Regions from separate parts of the Homo sapiens genome. Here region 1 is linked to region 2. The links are chromatin loops, found by intact Hi-C in ENCODE. Cell type or tissue: Caco-2. All regions are shown on one strand. Each heading gives the region's core, and the rest is flanking DNA. Links, peaks and the distances in the headings are about the cores only. Region 1 has its middle 35 kb from the start of ATP13A3-DT. Region 2 has its middle 14 kb from the start of TMEM44-AS1.

The links. Hi-C counts contacts between places; a loop is a spot of excess contacts. Peaks named below come from ENCODE experiments on the same cell type or tissue, not always from the same donor. Only the 100,000 strongest peaks of a DNase experiment are listed, where the experiment ranks them.
Region 1: a loop joins it to region 2, with 4 times the contacts of the local background. A loop is called at or near these places in 17 of 110 quality-filtered maps.

The regions. Positions count from the first base shown.
Region 1 is chr3:194,515,441-194,528,730 of GRCh38, reverse strand. No RefSeq gene overlaps it. Among named protein-coding and RNA genes, the nearest start is that of ATP13A3-DT, 35 kb to the right of the region's middle. RefSeq lists an enhancer at 7,657-7,951. In Caco-2, for the core only: no CTCF peak of the experiment used is centred there; DNase peaks (open chromatin) are centred at 7,820 and 8,380; H3K4me3 peaks cover 1,014 bases.
Region 2 is chr3:194,566,071-194,575,139 of GRCh38, reverse strand. No RefSeq gene overlaps it. Among named protein-coding and RNA genes, the nearest start is that of TMEM44-AS1, 14 kb to the left of the region's middle. RefSeq lists enhancers at 1,291-1,460, 2,506-2,800, 1,777-2,976. In Caco-2, for the core only: a CTCF peak has its summit at 1,164; DNase peaks (open chromatin) are centred at 1,189 and 2,629.

The DNA.
Region 1 (13,290 bases), core at 6,393-8,892, 53 kb after region 2:
CGCAGTGGCTCATGCCTGTAATCCCAGTACTTTGGGAGGCCAAGGCAGGCAGATCACTTGAGGTCAGGAGTTCGAGATCAGCCTGGCCAACATGGTGGAATCCTATCTCTACTAAAAATACAAAAAAATTAGCAGCGTGTGGTGGTGTGCACTTGTAATTCCAGCTGCTCGGGAGGGAGGCAGGAGAATTGCTTGAGCCCGGGGAGGCAGAGGTTGCAGTGAGCCAAAATCGTACCACTGCACTCCAGCCTGGGTGACAGAGCAAGACCGTCTCATAAAACAAACAAACAAACAAAAATTGCACCATTATACAAACCCCTTGGCTGGGCATTGAAAAATGAGTAGGAGTTAATTAGGTGAAGAAAGGGCATGGATTAGGCCACGCGGTGGCTCATGCCTTTAATCCCAGCACTTTGGGAGACCGAGGTGGGTGGATCACTTGAGGCCAGGAGTTGAAGACCAGCCTGGCCAACACGGTGAAACCCCATATCTACTAAAAATACAAAAATTAGCCAGACCTGATTGCAGATACTTGTAATCCCACAGCTACTCAGGTGGCTGAGGCACGAAGATCACTTGAACCCGGGAGGCAGAGGTTGCAGTGAGCTGTGATGGCACCATTGCACTCCATCCTGGGCAATAGAGTAAGACTCTCAAAAGAAAGAGAAGGGCGGGGGTAGGGGTGTGGAGAGAGAGGGAAGGAAGGCGGGGGGAGAGGGAAAGAATGGAAGCAAGGAAGGAAAGAAGGAAGGAAGAAAAGAACAAAAGAAGGAAAGAACAGAAGAAAGAAAGAAAAAGAAAGAAAGAAAGAGAAAGAAAGAGAAAAGAAAGAAGGAAGAAAGGAAGAGAAGGGGAGGGGAGGGGAGGGGAAGGGAGGGAAGGGAAGGAGGAAGGAAGGAAGGGCATGGATTAAATGGAATCCTAGGAAGAATGAAAAAATGAAAAATGTTTAGTGTGTACAGGCTGGGCATAATGGCTCACACCTGTAATCCCAGAACTTTGAGAGGCCGAGGTGGGTGGATCACTTGAGGTCAGGGTTCGAGACCAGCCTGGCCAACATGGTGAAACCCCATCTCTACTAAAAATACAAAAATTAGTCAGGCATGGTGGTACACACCTGTAGTCCCAGCTACTTGGGAGGCTGAGGCAGGAGAATAGCTTGAACCCAGGAGGCAGGGGTTGCAATGAGCCGAAATGGCGTCAGTGCACTTGGCCTCCAAAAAAAAAAAAAAAAGGAAGAAAAAAAACGGAAGAAAAGTGTGTACAAAGGCACACTTTGTATGATAAAACAAAGTGCATTCAGATGTCCTGTGAGTAATTTCAGATGGCTGACATCCAGAGGGAACTAGGGGACAGGAGAAGAAGAAGCTGGAGCAAGCTCATGAGTAAGTGGACGTGAATGTTTCTCATTTCCTCTTGCTAAGTGCTTTCTCACACACTACGCATTTTGCTGGCGCAATCTTACTAATTTGTACTTTCTGATGAAGTCCAGGGGAAGACTTCTCGTTAGGAAGTAATTCCCAGATTGAGATGCAAATGTTGAGAAGAGTCAACCAGACAGAAGAGGAGATGAGTGTTCCGGCAGAGGAAGCTGTGTGAGGTGTCATGGCTGCAATTTTTCTTTCTTTCTTTCTTTCTTTCTTTCTTTCTTTCTTTCTTTCTTTCTTTCTTTCTTTCTTTCTTTCTTTCTTCTTTTCTTTCTTTCTCTTTCTTTCTTTCTCTTTCTTTCTTTTTTTCTTTCTTTCTTCCTTCCTTCCTTCCTTCCTTCTTTCTTTCCTTTCTTTCTTTCTTTTTTTTTTTTTTTGAGACAGGGTCACTGCCCTGTCACCCAAGCTAGAGTGCAGTAGGGCGATCTGGGCTCACTGCAACCCCCACCTCCTGGGTTCAAGCGATTCTCCTGCCTCAGCCTCCCGAGAAGCTGGGATTACAGGCGTGCACCACCACAACTGGCTAATTTTTGTATTTTAGTAGAGATGGGGTTTCACCGTGTTGGTCAGGCTGGTCTGGAACTACTGACCTCAGGTGATCCGCCCGCTTCGGCCTCCCAAAGTGCTGGGATTACAGGTGTGATGAGCCACTGTGCTTGGCCCATGGAATTTCTAAGGAACTGGCTGGTATTGAGGATGGCTAGGTATAAAATGTAAAGGGGGAGGAGACACAAATGAGGCCAAATAGGGTGGCAAAGACCAATCCATGTAGGCCACATTAAGGAGTTCAAACATTATGGTGGTTATAAAACCAATCAATGAAAAAGAAATGACCAAATATCCCCTCTAGGCAGGCCATGCTCCGGGGGCAAAGAAGATACAATGATGCGCAATATGATCCTAGCCTTCCAGAGGGCAAAGAAGATACAATGATGCGCAATATGATCCTAGCCTTCCAGAGGGCAAAGAAGATACAATGATGTGCAATATGAGCCTAGCCTTCGAGAAGCATACAGACTAGCTGGGAAGGTAAAACATGAGCAAACATAAGGAAGGTGATCAATGGTTACTAGCCACATATAACAAGAGATAAATGTGAAATGTTGGAGTTTACAAGAGAGAAAGACAACTGGTTGGGTAAGAGGCAGGGACAGTGGTAGGGAGAAGGGACAGGAGTGGGGCCTTAAAGAATGGGTACACTAGGCCAGGCACAGTGGTTCACGCCTATAATCCCAGCACTTTGGGAGGCCGAGGCAGGTGGATCACCTGAGGTCAGGAGTTTCAGACTGGCCTGACCAACATGGAGAAACTCCATCTCTACTAAAAAAACAAAAGTTAGCCAGGCGTGGTGGTGCATGCCTGTAATCCCAGCTACTCGGGAGGCTGAGGCAGGAGAATTGTTTGAACCTGGGAGGCGGAGGTTGTGGTGAGCTGAGATCGCGCCACTGCACTCCAGCCTGGGTGACAGAGTGAGATTCCGTCTCAAAAAAAAAAAAAAAAAAAGAAAAAGAAAAAGAAAAGAAAGAGTTCTCAGTGAACACTTAGTGTTTCTCATTATTTTGCACCTCTTCTATTGAATGTAGTCATTCTCCTTTGTTAGGTCAGGAACCCATGAGAGCATCTGACTGAAAAATCACAGACCATCACCCTATCCAAAAATGCATATATGGGCCAGGGGTGGTGGCTCATGCCTGTAATCCCAACACTTTGGGAGGCCAAGGCAGGCAGATCACTTGAGGTCAGGAGTTTGAGACCAGCCTGCCAACGTGGTGAAACCCCATCTCTGCCAAAAATATAAAAAATTAGCCGGGTGTGGTGGCACACACCTGTAATCCCATCTACTCAGGAGGCTGACATAGGAGAATCGCTTGAACCTGGGAGGTGGAGGTTGCAGTGAGCTGAGATCATGCCACTGCACTCCAGCCTGGGTAGCAGAGCAAGACTCTGTCTCAAAAAAAAATGTATATAGGTACACATGTATATGTACCATTTTGCAACATCAGGATGCTGAAACTTCATAGGTGGCTGAAACTTGCAGTCTTCAGGTTGAGAATTCCTGTCCCTCTGTGTCCAGCAGACAAGTGCTACCTGAAGGCCATGACGAATTGAGACAAAATTCTAACACTGCTACGTTATTGAGAGAAAGGATGAGAAGGTATGAAACAAATTTTAATGATGAATTTTTGTGGATTTTTGAAATGCATAAATGGGATGATTAATAATAACAAAAAAGCTCTGTTTATATCATCATAAAACACACTATAAATCTACGGGATTCAGTCTCCACTTGTATATCATCTGACACAGAGCTGAAGGTGGAGGAGAAAGGTTAACCCTTCTCATTCCCTTCCCCACCCCACATACAGTTGGCCTTTTCTGGTCAGGTTTCCGAGGCAGTAAGCATTTTTTTGAGCGCCTACAATGTGCCAGACACTGTTCTGGGCACCTGGGTAGAAAGAAAGATCTTGAAGACTCTTGCCCTGTAGGGAAGTTTATAGCTTGGGGAACAGTGGAGGAAGAACAGAAAAAAAATCACACTAATATTTAATTACTTAAAAAAATTGTTTTTTCAAGGCTGGGTGCGGTGGCTCATGCCTGTAATCCCAGCGCTTTGGGAGGCCAAGGCTGGCAGATCACCTGAGGTCAGGAGTTTGAGACCAGCCTGGCCAACGTGGTGAAACCCCGTCTCTACTAAAAATACAAAAATCAGCCGGGCATGGTCGCATGCACCTGTAATTCCAGATACTCGGGAGGCTGAGATAGGAGAATCGCTTGAACCCAGGAGGTGGAGCTTGCAGTGAGCCGAGTTTGCGCCACGTCACTCCAGCCTGGGTGACAGAGCAAGACTCTGTCTCAAAAAAAAAAAAAGTTTTTAAAACAGAGGCAGGGTCTTGCTATGTCGCCCAGACTGGTCGCCAACTCCTGGACTCGAGTGATCCTCCCGCCTTGGCCTCCCAAAGTGCTGGGATTACAGGCCTGAGCCACTGTGCCTGGTTCAAATCACACCAATAAAAGGGGTCAAAGGATGTGTTCAAATAGACTTGTGGAAAAGCTGAGGCAAAAAGAGGAGGTACTAATTTTGCCTGGAGGCAGAACTAGAAAAGAGCCCTGAAAAATGGGGAGGAGGGGCAAGATTCAGGAAGTATTCCAGGCGGGGAAGCTTCTTTTTCCCCTTTTAGCCATAGGAAGATAGAATTCCTGGGTCCCTCTTCCTGCCTCCACTAGTCTTGTCACCTGAGTTCCATACCAGCTATTTCAAAAAGAGAAAAGGCCCAAGGGTGTACAACCTTCCCTCCAGCAATAAGTAAAGGTGGTTACTATGTGCGAGGAGCTCTGCCAAGCATTGCCCAACTGTTACCTTTAATTCATACAACGGAACGGTGGTGTGTACTGTCACCATTTTCCTGAGAAAATTGGGTTTCAGAGCTAGAACTTGTCTCTTGTCACACAGTTATGGAGTGGCTAAGCCAGAACTGAAGCCGAGTCGACCTGACTTCAAAATTCACCTTCTGGCCAGGCATGGCGGCTCACACCTGTAATCCATCCCAGCACTTTGGGTGGCCTAGGCAGGGGAATCACTTGAGTCCAGGAGTTTGAGACTAGACCGGGCAACATGGCGAGACCCTGTCTCTACAAAAAAATGGAAAACTTAGCTGGGCATGGTAGCGCGAACCTGTAGTCCCAGCTATTCAGGAGTTGGGAAGATCTCTTGAGCCTGGGAGGTTGAGGCTGCAGTAAGCTGAGATGGCACCGTTGCACTGCAGCCCAGGTAGTCTGGGCACCACAGCAAGACCCTGTGTCCAAAAAAAAAGAGAGAGAAAGTCTTTATTTTGTTTGTTTAGCTTTTCTGTGGCTTCAGTCTTTAGTTTCCTTTTTGTTTATTTATTTATTTATTTATTTCACTATGGAAAATTTCTAACATAAAAGGAGACAGAATGGTATCATAAACTTCCACGATTCTATCACCTAGGTTCAATAATTAAGAATTCGGCCAGGCGCAGTGGCTCACACCTGTAATCCCTGCACTTTGGGAGGCCAAGGTGGGCAGATCACCTGAGGTCAGGAGTTCGAGACCAGCTTGGCCAACATGGTGAAACCCCGTCTCTACTAAAAACAAAAAATTAGCCAGGTGTGGTAGCACACGCCTGTAGTCCCAGCTACTTGGGAGGGTGAGGCAGGAGAATTGCTTGAGCCCGGGAGGCAGAGGTTGCAGTGAGCCGAGATCGCACCACTGCACCCCAGCCTGGGTGACAGAGCGAGATTCCATCTCAAAAAAAAAAAAAAAAAAAAAAAAGAATTCATGGCTAATCTTATTTTATGACTAATCCCTTCCTGGATTATTCTGAAGCAAATCATATCATGGCATCATTTTCACCCATAGACTTCAGTATGCCTCTTGGATCCCTTTTACTTGATAAGTTCCTCCTGCTTGTAATGTATTTGTTGAAGAAGCTGGGTCATTTATCTCATGGAATTTCTCACCATCTGAGTTTTGGCGACTGCATTCAGCAGTATCATTTAACACGTTCCCTGTCCTTGGCATTTCCTGTAAACTAGTAGTTGGATTTAGAGTAGTGACCAGACAGGTTAGTGATTTTTGGCAAGACTACTTCATGACTGTTTCTCATCGGGAGGCACTCATGTATTTGTCTTTTGACCGTCATTGATGATCAAAGTCCAGGCCTGTTAATTTACTAAAGATGGCAAAATGGTGATATTGTAATCCTTCTAGTCTTTCTCTGTTTAATAGCTGTAATACATCCAAAAAAGGTTTCCCTGATCGTCTATGCAGTTAACATAAGCTATATTTGTCACTGGAAAGGTAATATAAATGCTTCTCTCTCTTTATTTGCCAATTTTCAAAATAACAAATGGATCCCTAGCACCCACCAAAAGTGACCAATAGATTTAATTTTTAAAAAGCATGAATTCATGGTTTTAAACATTTGATGAGCTTCAATTCATCACAGTTATAATTCTTATTGATGCTCAGATTATCTTATTCTTTGGTTAGTGGGGGCCTCTTCAAGTTGACTGAGTCTGTTTTTTTGTTTTTGTTTTTGTTTTTTTTTTAAGGGAGGGGGTTACTATGTTGCCCAGTCTGGACTGGAACTCCTGGGCTCAAGCCATCCTCCAGCCTCATGCTCCTGCCTCATCCTCCTGAGTAGCTAGGACTATAGGCAACTAAGTCTTTGTGATATTTTCTTTTTTTTAAACAGGGTATCGTTCTGTCACACAGGCTGGAATGCAGTGGTGCAATCATGGCTCAAGGGACCCTCAAACTCCTGGTATCAAGCGATCCTCCTGCCTCAGGCTGCAGAGTAGCTGAGACCATAGGTGCATGTTACCATGCCTGGTTAATTTTTCAATTTTTTGTAGAAATGGGGGTCTCACTATATTTCAGACTGGTTTCAGACTCCTGGGCTCAAGCAATCTGCCCTCCTTAGCCTCCCAAAGTGCTGGGATTATAGGCATGAGCCACTGCAATAATTTTGGTGATTGCAACCAGCAGTATGATTTAACATGTTCTCTGTCCTTGACATTTCCTGTAAACTAGAAGTTGGATTTAGAGTAGTTGATCAGATTTAGGTTAGGGATTTTGGCAAGACTACTTCATGACTAATGTTTTTCATCAGGAGGCACATAATATCTGGTATTTGCCTTGTGAAATCACCCTATTGTTCTTGATAAATGCTTGATTATCAGGTGTATAATATGATGTTCCAGGCTCATCTTGTACATTTCTTTCCCAGGAGCCCAGATCTGGAATCAGCCATTTTTCTAAGGAGCCCTGCTTTCTTTTAGTAAATGGCATTTAGAGATCATATTCTGTGTGCAAGAAATGCTTGCTTTTGAATTGATGATGGTTTCTAGAAAGAATTTTTTACAAGCAAATACTTTATGGATTCTTACTAATAGTTCTATTTCAAATTTAGGTAAGACTAAAGTGTTTCTACTTAACTTTATTGATCTTATATCCATACCTGGGATGTAAAACATCCCACTTTTCAAAACAACATAATTACTCATTGCTTTATCCTATAATACATGCAAAACAGTCTTACCAACTGTATTAGTCCATTTTCATGCTGCTGATAAAGACATATGCAAGACTGGAAAGAAAAAAAGGTTTAATGAACTTACAGTCCCACATGGCTGGGACGGCCTCACAATCATTGTGGAAGGCAAGGAGGAGTAAGTCACATCTTACATGAATGGCAGCAGGCAAGAGAGACAGCTTGTACAGGGAAACTCCCACTTTTAAAACGATCAGCTCTTGTGAGACTCATTTACCATCATGAGAACCGCACAGGAAAGACCTGCCCCCATAATTCGATCACCTCCCACTGGGTTCCTCCAATGACACACAGGAGTTGTGGGAGTTACAATTCAAAATGAGATTTCGGTGGGGACACAGCCAAACCATATCATCCCGCCTCTGGCCCCTCCCAAATCTCATGTTCTCACGTTTCAAAACCAGTCATGCCTTCCCAACAGTCTCCCAAAGTCTTAACTCATTTCAGCATTAACTCAAAAGTCCACAGTCCAAAGTCTCATCTGAGACAAGGCACATTCCTTTCGCCTAGGAGCTTGTAAGATCAAAAGCAAGTTAGTTACTTCCCAGATACAATGGGGGTACAGGTATCGGGTAAATACAGCCATTCCAAATGGGAGAAATTGGCCAAAACAAAGGCGCTCTGGTCCCCATACAAATCAGAAATCCAGCAGGGCAGTTAAGTCTTAAATCTCCAAAATGATCTCCTTTGACTCCATGTCTCGCATCCGGGTCACGCTGATGCAAGAAGTGGGTTCCCATGGTCTTGGGCAGCTCAGCCCCTGTGGCTTTGCAGGGTACACCCTCCCTTCTGGCTGCTTTCATGGGCTGGTGTTGAGTGTCTGCCGATTTTCCAGGCACATGTGCAAGCTGTCGGTGGATCTACCATTCTGGGGTCTGGAGGACAGTGGCCCTCTTCTCACAGCTCCACTAGGTGGTGCCCCAGTTGGGACTCTGTGTGGGGACTCCAACTCCACATTTCCTTTCCACACTGTCCCAGCAGAGGTTCTCCATGAGGGCCCTGTCCCTGCAGCAAACTTCCTGGATATCCAGGCGTTTCCATACATCCTCTGAAATCTAGGCAGAGGTTCCCAAGCCTCAGTTCTTGACTTCTGTGCACCCACAGGTTGAATTCCACATAGAAGCTTCCAAGGCTTGAGGCTTGCACCCTCTGCAGCCACGGCCCGAGCTGTACCTTGGGCCCTTTTAATCATGGCTGGAGTAGCTGGGATGCAGGGCACCAAGTCCCTAGGCTGCACACAGCACGGAGACCCTGGGCCTGGCCCAAGAAACCATTTTTTTCCTCCTAGGCCTCTGGTCCCGTGATGGGAGGGGCTGCCATGAAGACCTCTGAAATGCCCTGGAGACATTTTCCCCATTGTCTTGGAGATTAATATTTGGGTCCCCATTTCTTATGCAAATTTCTGCAGCCAGCTTGAATTTCTCCTCAGAAAATAGAATTTTCTTTTCTATTACATTGTCAGGCTGCAAGTTTCTGAACTTTTATGCTCTGCTTCCCTTATAAAACTGAATGTGTTTAAGAACGCCCAAGTCACCTCTTGAATACTTTGTTGCTTAGACATTTCTTCCACCAGATACTCTAAATCATCTCTCTCAAGTTCAAAGTTCTGCAAATCTCTAAGGCAGGAGCAAAATGCCACCAGTCTCTTTGCTAAAACATAACAAGGGTCACCTTTGTTCCAGTTCCCAACAAGTTCCTCATCTCCATCTGAGACCACCTCAGCCTGGACCTTATTGTTCATATCACTATCAGCATTTTTGTCAAAGCCATTCAACAAGTCTCTAGGAAGTTCCAAACTTTCCCACATTTTCCTGTCTTCTTCTGAGCCCTCCAAACTGTTCCAGCCTCTGCCTGATAACCCAGTTCCAAAGTCGCTTCCACATTTTTGGGTATCTTTTCAGCAGCACCCCACTTTATTGGTACCAATTTACTGTATGAGTTTATTTTCATGCTGCTGATGAAGACATACCCGAGACTGGGAAGAAAAAGAGGTTTAATGGACTTACAGTTCCACATGGCTGGGGAGGCCTCACGATCACAGCGGAAGGCAAGGAGGAACAAGTCACATCTTACATAGATGGTGGCAGGCAAGAGAGGGAGGTTGTGCGGGGAAACCGTTTTTAAAATCATCAGATCTTGTCATTCACTATCATGGGAACAGCGCAGGAAAGACCCACACCCATAATTCAATCACCTCCCACTGGGTTCCTCTCATGACATGTGGGAATTGTGGGAGTTACAATTCAAGATGATGTCGGGGTGGGGACACAGCCAAACCATATCACCAACACGACCACATTTCTCATTTCATTACTAAAAATGGTTTCAGATATTTTACAAGGTTTTTTGGTTTGGTTGGACTGGGTTTAAGTTTGGTCATTAGGGGATCTCCCATTAGGAATATACAGTGGAATTCCTGAGTGTTAAGGTCATTTGCAATAGTTTCTCACTGTGTAGTTACACCATCAACTCAACAGATTGACTTGTTTCATTTTGTCAAGTCTAATTTGGTTTTATACTTTTCTAAAGTACTATATCCACAAACTTCCAACATAAATCTATAAAACAAGATATATTTAGAAAAGTCTAGCTTCTATCCCAATCCTCTCACTTTATTTCCTCTCTCCTCCTATGTGATGTATGGTATATTCATATTCCCCTCTCCAATGATAGCATATTATCAGAATTTTCTTCACCTGGCTTTTTACTCATTAGGTTATATTCTGGTGATCACAACATATAACATAGAAATATGCCTCATTTCCTTTCAAAGCTGCATGGCACTCCATTATGTGTAGGTATCTTAGTTTATTTACTCCGTTCCCTATTGATGGGCATTGAGTTATTTCCAGTCTTTTGCTACTACCAATGTTTCTGTAATAAATAGCCTTATGTATATTAATTTTTGAATTTTTGACTGTGTGCCGTTTTTATTTTTATTTTTTTTAGAGATAGGGTCTTCCTATGTTGCCCAGGCTGGTCTTGAGCTCCTGAGCCCAAGAGATTCTTCCACTTTAGCCTCCCAGAGTGTTAGGATCGCAGGCATGAGCGACCACATCCAGCTGAAAGTGTGTCTTTAGGATGGATTCGTAGAAGTGAGATTTCTAGGTCAAAAGGTAAATGTCTATCTAAAATTGCTGGATATTGCTGCATTGCTCAAGAAACTTATTCTGTTGTGGAAGGAATTATAATGAAGGGATTAGGAAGTGGAGGAAGAAAACTGAGACCTCCCTGAAGGGCTGACATCAACCTCCCTATAGGAAGGACCCACCTTGACAGGTGGTTTGTTCACATGCGGCTGAGAAGATTAGGGTGCTTTTCACCCTTCCCAAATCCTCACTGAAAGGAGGTGGTGCCACTCCTCACCCTGAACCTGTTGCCATGCGCTGCCTCACCAGCTCCTTAAAAGGAAGGCAGTGGTTAATGTTAAAGCAAAATGAATAAGCCTCATAAACTAAAAAGTGGAAAATAACCTAGCAACTTATTACCATCCAATTTCAGTCAGTTCACTCCCTCAGGAAAGCAAATTGCAATCAGGAGATGGTGCCATGCAACCTGCAGCAGCGCGTTTGCAGAGGACAACCCAGGGTCGAATGGGCCATCTCCCTTAGCTGGAAAGACGGCAGGCCACGTTTCTCAGCACTGTTTTTTTCAGCTTCTGATGACACTGAGGATCTCCTGGAGAGTTCCCTGGCAGCAGAGCAAGGAGTTTTGATTTCTGAGTGTTTCCCTGGAGCAAGGGCCTGCCCTGTTGGCTACAGGCACCGTCTGGTGAAGTGTAGATCTGCCAGGCTCCTTGATATGCTTGTTCCAGCAAACTGATGGCACTATCTCTGATGCCTCCACCAGATTTTGCCACTGTCTACCTTGGATGGTCACCCTGCATGGACAGGCCTGGCTTTGCATACAAGGCTATATATTGTGGGGGACTGGTCAGAGCGGTGGAAAAACTATAGGGAAAGGATGCAAACCTTCTGAAAGGTCAGAAGGTTCTGCAGAGCCTGGGGGGAGAATAGCAGAAAGCAGCTGTTCTATAACCCTGGGGCAGAGGGCAAGGAGTAGGTACAAGGGAGTGTGGGGGAATTTATCTTAAACAGGCTTGTTTACTTATGTTGACCAGGAACTGACTGTTGATCATCCGCGTGCATGATGTTGCCTGAAAAGGGAATGATAAATGTTAATTACCTGCAGGTTGTGTTGGCTCCAGGTTTTCGTCATTGTGCCTGCACTGAATAAAAGCAAGCAGCTCCAGCTCTCGGGCTGCTCTCTGGACACTAGAGCCAGGCAGTCGCCTAGCTGCTCTTACACTGCATACCTCTGTCTGAGTACTCATTTCATCTGTCAGCCAGGGTCTGCGGGACAGACCCAGCAATACATGCCCTGAAGACGGGGGTCCTGTCAGCATCACCTCTGGATCCCCAGGAATGCTGGTGCTGACACCAGGGTTTACCACCAGCTGGTAAAACTAGGGCAGCCTAAAAATGGGAACCCCTTCCAAGCCTTTTGTGAGGATTTACAGATGCAGAGCTGTGGTATGGAGCCCTTCGTAAAGTATCAAGTCAAATACAGATGCTCCTCGACTTAAGTTGGGGTTACGTCCACCGGCCATGGTGGCTCATGCCTGTAATCCCAACTATTAGGGAGGAGGAGGTGGGAGGATAGCTTGAGCCCAGAAGTTCGAGACCTGCCTGGGCAATACAGCAAGACGCCGTTCTCCACAGAAAGGAAAAAAAAAAGACAAAAAAAAAAAAAATAACCAAGCAAGTGTAAGATGGGGTTATATCCCTGTAAACCCATCATCAACTGAAAATATCATTAAGTCAGTCACCATTAACTCAGGGACTGTCTGTACAGGCATTGTTATTATTAGAGTAAGCACTTGATAAATGCTTAACAAACGAGTAAATAAATAGTGGTGTGGAAAAAAAAGAATGATGAGAATAAACGTCCCCGAGGCCAGGCGTGGTGGATCACGCCTATAATCTCAGCACTTTGGGAGACCGAGGTGGACAGATCACTTGAGGTCAGGAGTTCGAAACCAGCCTGGCCAACATGATGAAACCTCATTTCTACTAAAAATACAAAAATTAGCTGGGCATGGTGGTGTGAGCCTCTAGTCCCAGCTACTCGGGAGGTTGAGGCAGGAGAATCACTTGAACCTGGGAGGTGGAGGTTGCAGTGAGCCGAGAACGCACCATTGCACTCCAGCTTAGGTGAAAGAGTGAGACTCTGCCTCAAAAAAAAAAAAAAAAAGAGTAAGTGTCTCAGGAGTTTCAATTAGTGGGGGGGTGGGGGCAGTGAAGTAGAGTGATTGGAGGATGGTTGGGTTTGGACGGATTTGGAGATGTTGGCATATGGGAGTGGGGAACATTTCTAGGAAGGGAAAATTTACATTCGCATTCAGTTTAGCAACAAGCACTGTTTATTTGCAGCAACATTCTGGTCAGAGGAGTCCTCTAAGTAAGTTGGGAGAAACAGTACAAAGGTAACTAAATGATCACTAACACCAATTGTGTCACTTTGTGCTGAGTGACCTCCTTTAATCCTCGTGGCAGCCTCATGAGAGGGTATTATCACACTCAAGTAATAGAGGAGGGACGTGAGACACAGCAAAGCGCATAAACTTACCTGCAGGAGAGCGAGAGACAAACCACTGAAGAGCCTTTAATGCCCAAGTAGGAATTTGAACGACCACAGTCAGAAGGGAGGCACTGAAGAGACTTGAGCACAGGAGTGACATGGTCGTATGGGTGCTTCAGAGAAACGCAGTATTGTATAGCAGCTGG
Region 2 (9,069 bases), core at 130-2,629:
TCTAGGCAGCGGGCAAGGTGAAACAGTGCTGACTGCTCACTGGGGCCATGCATATGACCGTGAGATAACGCAGTGATTTTCAACCCCAGTTGTGCACCAGAATCACCTGTGGTTTGTTTTTGGTTTTGATTTAATTCAGATTTCCTGGCCCCACTCTTCATGTATTCTGATTAAATGGATCTGGGATGAGGCCCCTATAATTGGTATGATTTGCTTTCACAAATTTAGAGGGAGAAAGAATGTCCTATAATCTTTGTTTTTCCAGTTCTGCACTCAAGAGGGCAAACGTTGTATTGCAGGATGCCCAGAATCCCCTGTTGAAGCTTCCACCTACCCTGAGTTTTCTGAGAACCCTAAAGGCTTATTGAGTTCTAAAAAGTGAAGGAGCTGGTTGGGCACAGTGACTCACACCTGTAATCCCGGCACTTTGGGAGGCTGAGCAGGGTGGATCACCTGAGGTCAGGAGTTCATGACCAGCCTGGACAACACGGTGACCCCCATCTCTACTAAAAATACAAAATTTAGCTGGGCGTGGTGGCAGGCACCTGTAATCCCAGCTACTCGAGAGGCTGAGGCAGGAGAATCCCTTGAACCTGGGAGGTGGAGGTTGTAGTGAGCCGAGATCGTGCCACTGCACTCCAGCCTAGGCGACAGAGCGAGACTCTGTCTCCAAAAAAAAAAAAAAACAAAGGAGCTGCCGTGGAATTAGTCTGGCTTCCACTCCCAGAGGGGAGAGAATGGATGGTAAGCAGTTGCCTATTTTTCTTTCCTGCGCCTCACTTTCCTTATCTGTGAAATGAGAAGAAAAGTATGCCCCACCTCAGAAGATTGCGGTGAAGGCTGAAAGAGCACAGAGGCTGTGACAGCACATAGTAAGTGCTCAATAAATGAAGGCTATTGCCATGAAGGCAGCAAGGCCTCCTGGGTAGGGGTGTGGGCTCCAGAGCCAGACTGCCTGGGTTCACAGACTGGCAGCCACTCTAATTGTGTAGCCTTCATGCCTCCATTTCCTTCTCTCTACAGTGGGGGTGATAATGACTTCCTCACAGAACTGTTATCGGGTGAATTAATAAGTGTAAGGCACATTGATCAATGCTGGGCAAACAACACCAAATCATTATTAGCAGTTACGGTTACCTCTGCTGTGACCGCTCACTGCCTCATGGTGTCACTGTCAGTCACTGGTCCTGCCCCATCCTTAGCTTGTACCCTCCAGCTGCTCCTAGCAGCCTCGCAGGGCAGCTGTGCCTCTTCAAGAAGAGACCACCTTCCCCTCCCTCTTGCTAATCCTGGCCAAGGAATCCCTACTTGGACTCCTAAGTTCACCTATACAGCCTCCTCGTGGGACACCAGCTGGCTGTGGGATGCTGTGTCAGACCCCGTTCCAGCCTCACCAGCACAGGGAGCCAGGACCTCCACGCTCTTGCCCGCTCTTCCCCAGAGATCCACCCCAGGGTCTGCAGCATTTGTTTGGCCGCCTTGGAGCCTAAGCGTCTGAGAGCACCCCTTTCTCCAACACTGAAGCGATTCTTCTAAAGGAAATTACCACAGTAAGTCCTGGGATCCCCAGTCCCCACTCTGTTCAGATGGCTGCCCTCTGTGCCTCCAGGTGACTTAGTTGGGAGATTTCCTTACCAGGTGTCAACATTACACTTCCGGTGGTACCACTGCCTGGGATTCCAAGGCCATTTTTTGCTTCTTAGAGAAGCGGGGTGGGGAAAGCCCGTATGTCTCATCTCTGCTGGGAACCATATTATGTGTAACTTTAAAAAACCCCAGGCATGATTCCAACATGCAGCCAAGGAAGAGAATCACTGAGGTAGGAAGACTGAGACCTAATGGTTATTAAAACCCCTGCACAAGTGGGAGGCTGTCCGTTGATTCCCTTGAGGCTGCCTTCCCTGGGAACATTTCGATTCTAGAACGCAGGCTCTGAGTCGGTGGTTAGAGATCAGCCGACTCAATGATTCTCCAGTTCAGTGGGCAGCAGAATCGCGGGAGTGGTCTGCTTCTTATACAGCTTCTCAGGTCTCAGCTCCTGATCGGCGACGCTGATTCAGTGGGATGGAGGTGGAGGAGTGGGAGGGATCCCAGATCGCAGTGAGATGCATGGTGAGGAACCCTGGGCGGGGAGGGTGTGGGCAAGGTGGGCGAAGGGCTGCCTGCACATCATGCCTAGGCAGGGAGTTATAAGAAGCAAGGGCAGCATCTCAGAGGGGCTCAGATGTGAGGGAATTGTCATCAGAAGCTGGAAAAAAACAAAATTGTCAAAGTTAATTGCCAAATCTCTCTCCAAATAATATATCCCCTGTCCGACTATCAGGGCCTATTTTCAGATGGAAGAAAATGTGTGTCCAAAGCAGGAATCCCAAGATCAGAACCCTCTGTGGGAGCGGAGGTGAACCCTTGGGAGTGGAAGCTGGGAAGACAATTGCTGCCGATGGTCAGTGAGGAAAGCCTTGGGCTCCAATGACCTCATGGCTCTTTTCTGTCGCCGGTGACAGGACACTCCCTTCCCCTCTGCCCACCTCCACCCACAGGCATATCAGACAGATGACCACATGAGAGCACGGGAAAAGTGTTCCCCGTCGATAACACACATTCTCACGTGCTGCCGCTGCCGCCACCGTCCGACCTAATCCCCCAAATGTCCCGTGATGTCAGGCTGAGTGAGGCAGGGTGAGGTCACCCCAGAGCTCATGCTCTTTTTCCCTGGAGACCCAGGAATTTTTGAAAAGTTGCATAAGAGCAAATGCCTGGTCATGCCTTGGATTCTTTGTGTGAAGCCTTTAGCTCCGGCAGCCCGAGTCTCATTTGTCCCCTAATTCACAGTGTGTGACTTTGTTTTTCTCAGCGGTGTTCACCAGGAGAGGTAAAACAATACTCCCTTATCTCCTCAGAGGGGTCAGCAAGGCAGCCTGGTCGGCCATGAAGCAGGGAAGAGCTGGATCAAACTAGGCTCAAAAGCTACCAGCTCCAGAGCCCACGCCTCAGAAGGACTCTTCCCCCACGGCAGTGCATTCCGGCAGGGGGTGTCCCTGAGGGGTCTCCTTACACCTAAAGTGGTTGTCAGTCCTTCAAAGTTAGTGATAAAGAGTCCAGAGCGTCCTTAGTATTACCATTCACAACAATATGCAGAGATCACCAAAAACAGCACTTTTCCCCTCCATGAGCGTGCTCTCCAGCCTCTGACCCTCCCCAGTTTTCTCAGGCCTCCTACTTGACTAAATATTTGGGAAGTGAAACAATAGCTCACTACAGCAGTGGTGGGCAATTACTGGAAAATCACGTGATTGTCCGAATTGAACCAATTTGTCAAAGACCATTTTCCTTTCACTCATCGCCTCCCCCACACCCCACGATAAGATAGGGTCCCTAGAGCACAATAATCCTTTCCTGAGATACAATTTAGAGGCTCCTGAGAAAAGAAACAAAAGTGAGGCTAATTTTGGCTTTTCTGAGACTAAAGAAAAGCACACAGGCAGGCCCTGTCCTGCTCGAGGAAGCCAGGGTGGGCCTCGTTTCGTCCCTCCAGGGTATCTGCTCGGTCACCAGGGGATTTGGAGAACAATGCAAGGGCAGCGAGGGGGAGATAGGAACCGAGTCCTGGCCCTGGCCGCAGTGACCGAAGTCTTGCCTGGGCCCTGAAGAGATCTCTACCATAACAGCCATGGCTTCAGACTTAAACATTCTGTTAACTGCAAATTTATCACTACCCTTCCCCAGCCGAATTAGTTTTTATTTTATTTATTTATTCGTTTTTTTGAGACAGAGTCTCGCTCTTGTCACTCAGGCTGGAGTGCAATGGTGCGATCTCGGCTCACTGCAACCTCCACCTCCCAGATTCAAGTGATTCTCCTGTCTCAGCCTCCCGAGTAGCTGGGACTACAGGCACCCACCATCACGCCTGGCTAAAAGTTTCCCCATAAACCTTTCACCTACTGGTGTCTTGGAGTTTGATGAATATTTACTCATTCTCTCTGTACTTAATAACTCTGCGTCATGACGCCCAAAGAGGCAGGTATTATTATCTACAGATGAAACTACAGATTGAAAGGTTGACACTTGTCCAGGTCACACAGTGTGATAATAGCAGAGGCTGCGTCATGGAAACAGAGGTCCTGTTTTCCTGGAAGAAAACATTTTCACTCTGCTTTCCACCATGACTTAGCTGTTGGGAAGCAGCAGGCCTCACTTCTAGCGAACTCCACTGGGCACGGGGGCACACCTGTCCGAGGTGGCTCCTGCCCTCTCATCATCCCAGGAAGGAGAAGAGACAGTACATCCTAGGCAACACTTCCTCTCTCGTGGGCCAGCTCTGTCTGTGCTTCGGGCCCTTCAATCTCACTCCCATGTCTCCCAAGCCCTTTCATATCTTGTCCGCTGCTTTCCCCTGCCCTTGTGTTCCAGCTTGAGCTGCCTCGGGTGTCCCCAGCTGCGCTCTCCCATCCAGAAAGGCAAAGAGGCAGGAAAGCTTTCACCAGGGGTGGAGGAGGTGATGAGAAGGAAAAATGTTAGACTTCCAGTTGTCCTGGGGGTCAGTGGGACAGCTGCAGAGATGCTCCAGCGTTTCCCTATAGTGTGACAAAATGGAAACTCCTGCTGCTTCATGCCAGCATTTCACATCACAGCACACGCGTGCTTGTGGCTTTCTGTTGACAAAGGGGAGGCAGACTCTTTTCATCCAAATCCACGGTGTCTTGTAGACTTCTTTTTAGCTTTGCTCAGCGGAGAAGCATTTCCGAAGCCCCGCGGTGGTTTCACTACCCCTTCGCAGTCTGCTCGCAATCCGTTTGCGGCCACAGACAATCTCCTTCTGGAAACCATGCGTCTAGTAGATCAGTGGCAAGCAAAGTGTCCAGTTTAGCCACAGGTCTTTGTGTGGCTGTGCTTTGAGGGTGCAGCGGATGCTTCTCTCTTGGGAAATGATAAATTCCACCCTGTAGAAGGTTATTTGGGCTGATGGAAAATCTAACAGACCGCTTGTCTGGAATAAGCAGGATAGTGAACCCCCTCAGTCAGGCCTGAGCCGTTACCAGTTGCCTGCCCTTCAACTTTCTGTCAATATTGTTCAAATTTCTCTTCCTTCGAAGCTGAATTTGTTGGTGTGACAAAAAATAATCTTTTTTTTTTTTTTTGAGACAAGATCTTGCTCTGTCACCCAGGCTGGAGTGCAGTGGTGCTATCTCGGCTCACTGCAACCTTCACTTCCCAGGCTCAGGTGATTCTCCTGCCTCAGCCTCCCGAGTAGCAGGCATTTGCCACCATGTCCAGCTAATTTTTGTCTTTTTAGTAGAGACAGGTTTTCGCCATGTTGGTCAGGCTGGTCTCGAATTCCTGACTTCAGGTGACCCACACGCCTGGCCTCCCAAAGTGCTGGGATTACAGGCATGAAGCACCGCGCCTGACCAAGAAAAATAAAATTTTATTAAAAATTGCAACCTCTGCCTCCTGGGTTCAAGCGATTCTTGTGCCTCAGCCTCCTGAGTAGCTGGAATTTACAGGTGTGCACCACGACTAAATTTTTGTATTTTTTAGTAGAGATGGATTTTCGCCACGTTGGTCAGGCTGGTCTCGAATTCCTGGCCTCAAGCCTGACCAATCCACCAGTCTCTGCCTCCGAAAGTGCTGGGATTACAGGCATGAGCCACTGTGCCCGGCCCCATTTTTTTTTTTTTTTAAAGACAAGCTCTGGTTCTGTCGCCCAGGCTGGAATGCAGTGACACCATCTCGGTTCAGTGCAAACTCCGCCCCCCAGGCTCAAGCCATCCTCCCACCTCAGCCTCCTGCACCACCACACCCAGCTAATTTTTGTATTTTTCGTAGAGCCGGGGTTTCTCATGTTGCTCAGACTGGTCTCGAATTTATGAGCTCAAGCCATCCACCTGCCTTGGCCTCTCAAAGTGCTGTGATTATAGGCGTGAGCCACCACACCTGGCCTTAACAGCCTCGTGTTAACCTAAGCACCTCCAAACTGTATCTCCAAATACAGTTGCTGGAGGTACAAGGTGTTAAGCTTGAACAACTGAGTTTTGGAGTACCCGCTTCAGCTCACAGCAAGGCCTGGATCGTCTTTCACCTAGTCTGTCTGCCTTCGGCCTTTCCTTCCTTGAAACCAGCCTCCACAGAGCAATCGATGGGCCTACAGCACATTGGTGATCATGTGAATGCATCCGCTGCTGAAAGGCTCTCCACCTTCTACAGGGGGCATTGTGATGGTCAATTTTTTTTTTTTTTGAGACGGAGTTTCACTCTTGTTGCCCAGGCTGGAGTGCAATGGCACGATCTCGGCTCACCACAACCTCTGCCTCCCAGGTTCAAGCAATTCTCCTAACTCAGCCTCCCGAGTAGCTGGGATTACAGGCACCTGCCACCATGCATGGCTAATTTTTTATTTTTAGTAGAGATGGGGTTTCTCCACATTGGTCAGGCTGGTCTCAAACTCCCGACCTCAGGTGATCTGCCTGCCTCAGCCTCCCGAAGTGCTAGGATTACAAGCGTGAGCCTCCGCGCCCGGTGTGATGGTCAATTTTATGTGTCAACTTGGCTAGGCTACAGTCCCATTATTCAATCAAACTCAAATCTAGGCATTGCTGTGCAGGTATTTTATAGATGTGATTCAAGTCCATAATCAGTTGACTTTGAGGGAGATTATCCTAGATAATCTGAATGGGCTTGGTTCAGTCAGACCTTGAAAGGCCTTCAGAGCAGAGCTGAGGGTTCTCTGAAGAAATTTCATCTGTGGGCAGCAGCATTTGGTAATGCCTGAGAAAGTTATACCTTGCTTTTTCTGGTCTGCCCTTCAGACATCAGATTTGCCTACCCAGTCCCCACAGTCACACAGGCCAATTCCTTGCAATAAATCTCTTAATATTTATCTCCTAGTCGTCTTTGTCTTGGTTATAGTCTGGCTAATACAGGCTTTGGTTCTGAAAGTGGTTCTAAAAGAGTAGAACCTTAAAAATGAGTTCTTCTTTATATATTTATTTATTTATATTTTAAGATAGGGCAAAACCCCATCTCTACTAAAAATACAAAGATTAGCTGGGTGTGGTGGCACACACCTGTAATCTCAGCTACTCGGGAGACTGAGGCAGGAGAATCACTTGAACCTGGGAGGCAGAGGCTGCAGTGAGCTGAGATCACACCACTGCACTGCAGTCTGGATGAAAGAGTAAGACTCTGTCTCATTAAAAAAAAAAAAAGTGGGGAAAGAAAAGGATGAGTTCAGGGCTTCAAATTCCTAGCTCATGTTTTGCATAAATGATCTGAAAGCTTCTCTATCTGCCCTGAGAAAAACTCTTATCTCCTGTGGTTACAGGACTGAGATTTCTGAAAATAAAATCCAGGGTCTTATCCTCCAAGTAGCTAAATTCCAATGTAAATTCAATTCTCAATCTTGCAGGATCTTTTATTAAAGCAAGGGCATTGACTGGGAAGGAATGGGATACTGATAATTGGAATTGGGACATATGGGCAGATCCTGATGAAGCTGGGATCATCAAACCCCTAAATTCTGCCAAGTCTTCTTTGCCAAAAGTAGCCTTTCCTGTCTGAGCAGATTGGCCACACTCTGCAGGTATAAACCTCATAGGCCTCATCTAAGTTGCCTCGCAAGGTTCTGCGATTCTCCTCAGGACACACCCCTGCCTCTCCTCTTGTGCTGGGATTACAGTCATGAGCCACTGCACACAGGTGAACAACAATTTATTTCTCACAGCTCTGGAGGCTGGAAAGTCCAAGATCCAGGTGCTGGCGGTTCTGGCACCTGCTGAATGCAGTCTCCTGGTTTGCACATGGCCGTCTTTTTGTGGCTCCTCACATGGTGGGAGAGAGCAGAGAGGAAGCAGGGTCTCTGTGTCTCTTTTCCTAAGGAGTACTGATCCCTTTCACGAGGGCTCCGCCCTCACTACTTCCTAATACCATCACATTGGTGGTTAGAATTTCAACAGATAAATGTTAGGGAGATACAAACATTTAACCCATAGCATGGGCTATCACCAATGGACTGGCTGGATGGTCAGAGACTTAAAGGGAACATAATTGGAAAGTTGGTGACAAGGAGGTCTGAAGAAGGAGTAAGCAGATAGACCTCTCTGAATAGGGAAAAATGTGAAGATATTTATGTTCCACATGAGTGCTCACCAAATGGTAACCTCGGCAGAGAGAGAATTTAACAATAGGTGGATGGGATGACCCATTTTATGGATACCAGTCAGCCTCTTTCCCCAGCCAGTTCTGTCATTGCCCACTGGGCTCATGAATCAAGTGGACATGGTGGCAGGGATGGAGGCTGTGTGTGGGCTCAGCCCCAAGGCTGACCTGGCTGCAGCCAGTGCTGAGTGCCCAGTCTGCTGGCAGCGGAGAGACCCTGATAGGACCCCAGGGTTATCAGACAGCTACCTGGTGGCAAATTGATTACACTGAATCATTTCCATCATAGAAGGGCCAGCACTTTGTTCTTACCAGAATAGCTACTTACTCTGGATACAGATTTGCCTTTCCTGTAGACAATGTTTCTGCTAAAACGACCGTCCATGGATTTATAGCACGCCTTATCCACCATCATGACATTTCACACAATACTACTTCTCATCGGAGAACTCAATTCATGTGGCAATGAGCCCCAGCTTACGGAACTCAGAATCTTACCATGTTCCCCATATCCTCAAGCAACTGGCTTGATAGAGTGGTAAGATGGCCTTGAAATTGTTTTTGTTTATTTTTAAATTAGAGACAGGGTCTCACTATGTTGTCCAGGCTGGTCTCAAACTCCTGGGCTCAAACGAGGAATTACAAGTGTGAGCCACTGTACCTGGCCAGAATGGGCTTTTGAAGACTCAATTACAGTGCCAACCAGGTGGCAATACCTCGTGGGGCAAAGTCCTCTAGGAGGCTGGATAGTCTCTAAATTAGTGTCTAATACATGCTACTGTTTCTTCCATAGCCAGAATTCACGAATCCAGGATTCGAGGGGTGGAAATGGGAATGACCCCACTCGCCGTTGCCTGTAATGATCCACTAGCAAAACGTCTGCCTCCTTTTCTTGTGACCTTAGGTTCTGCTGGT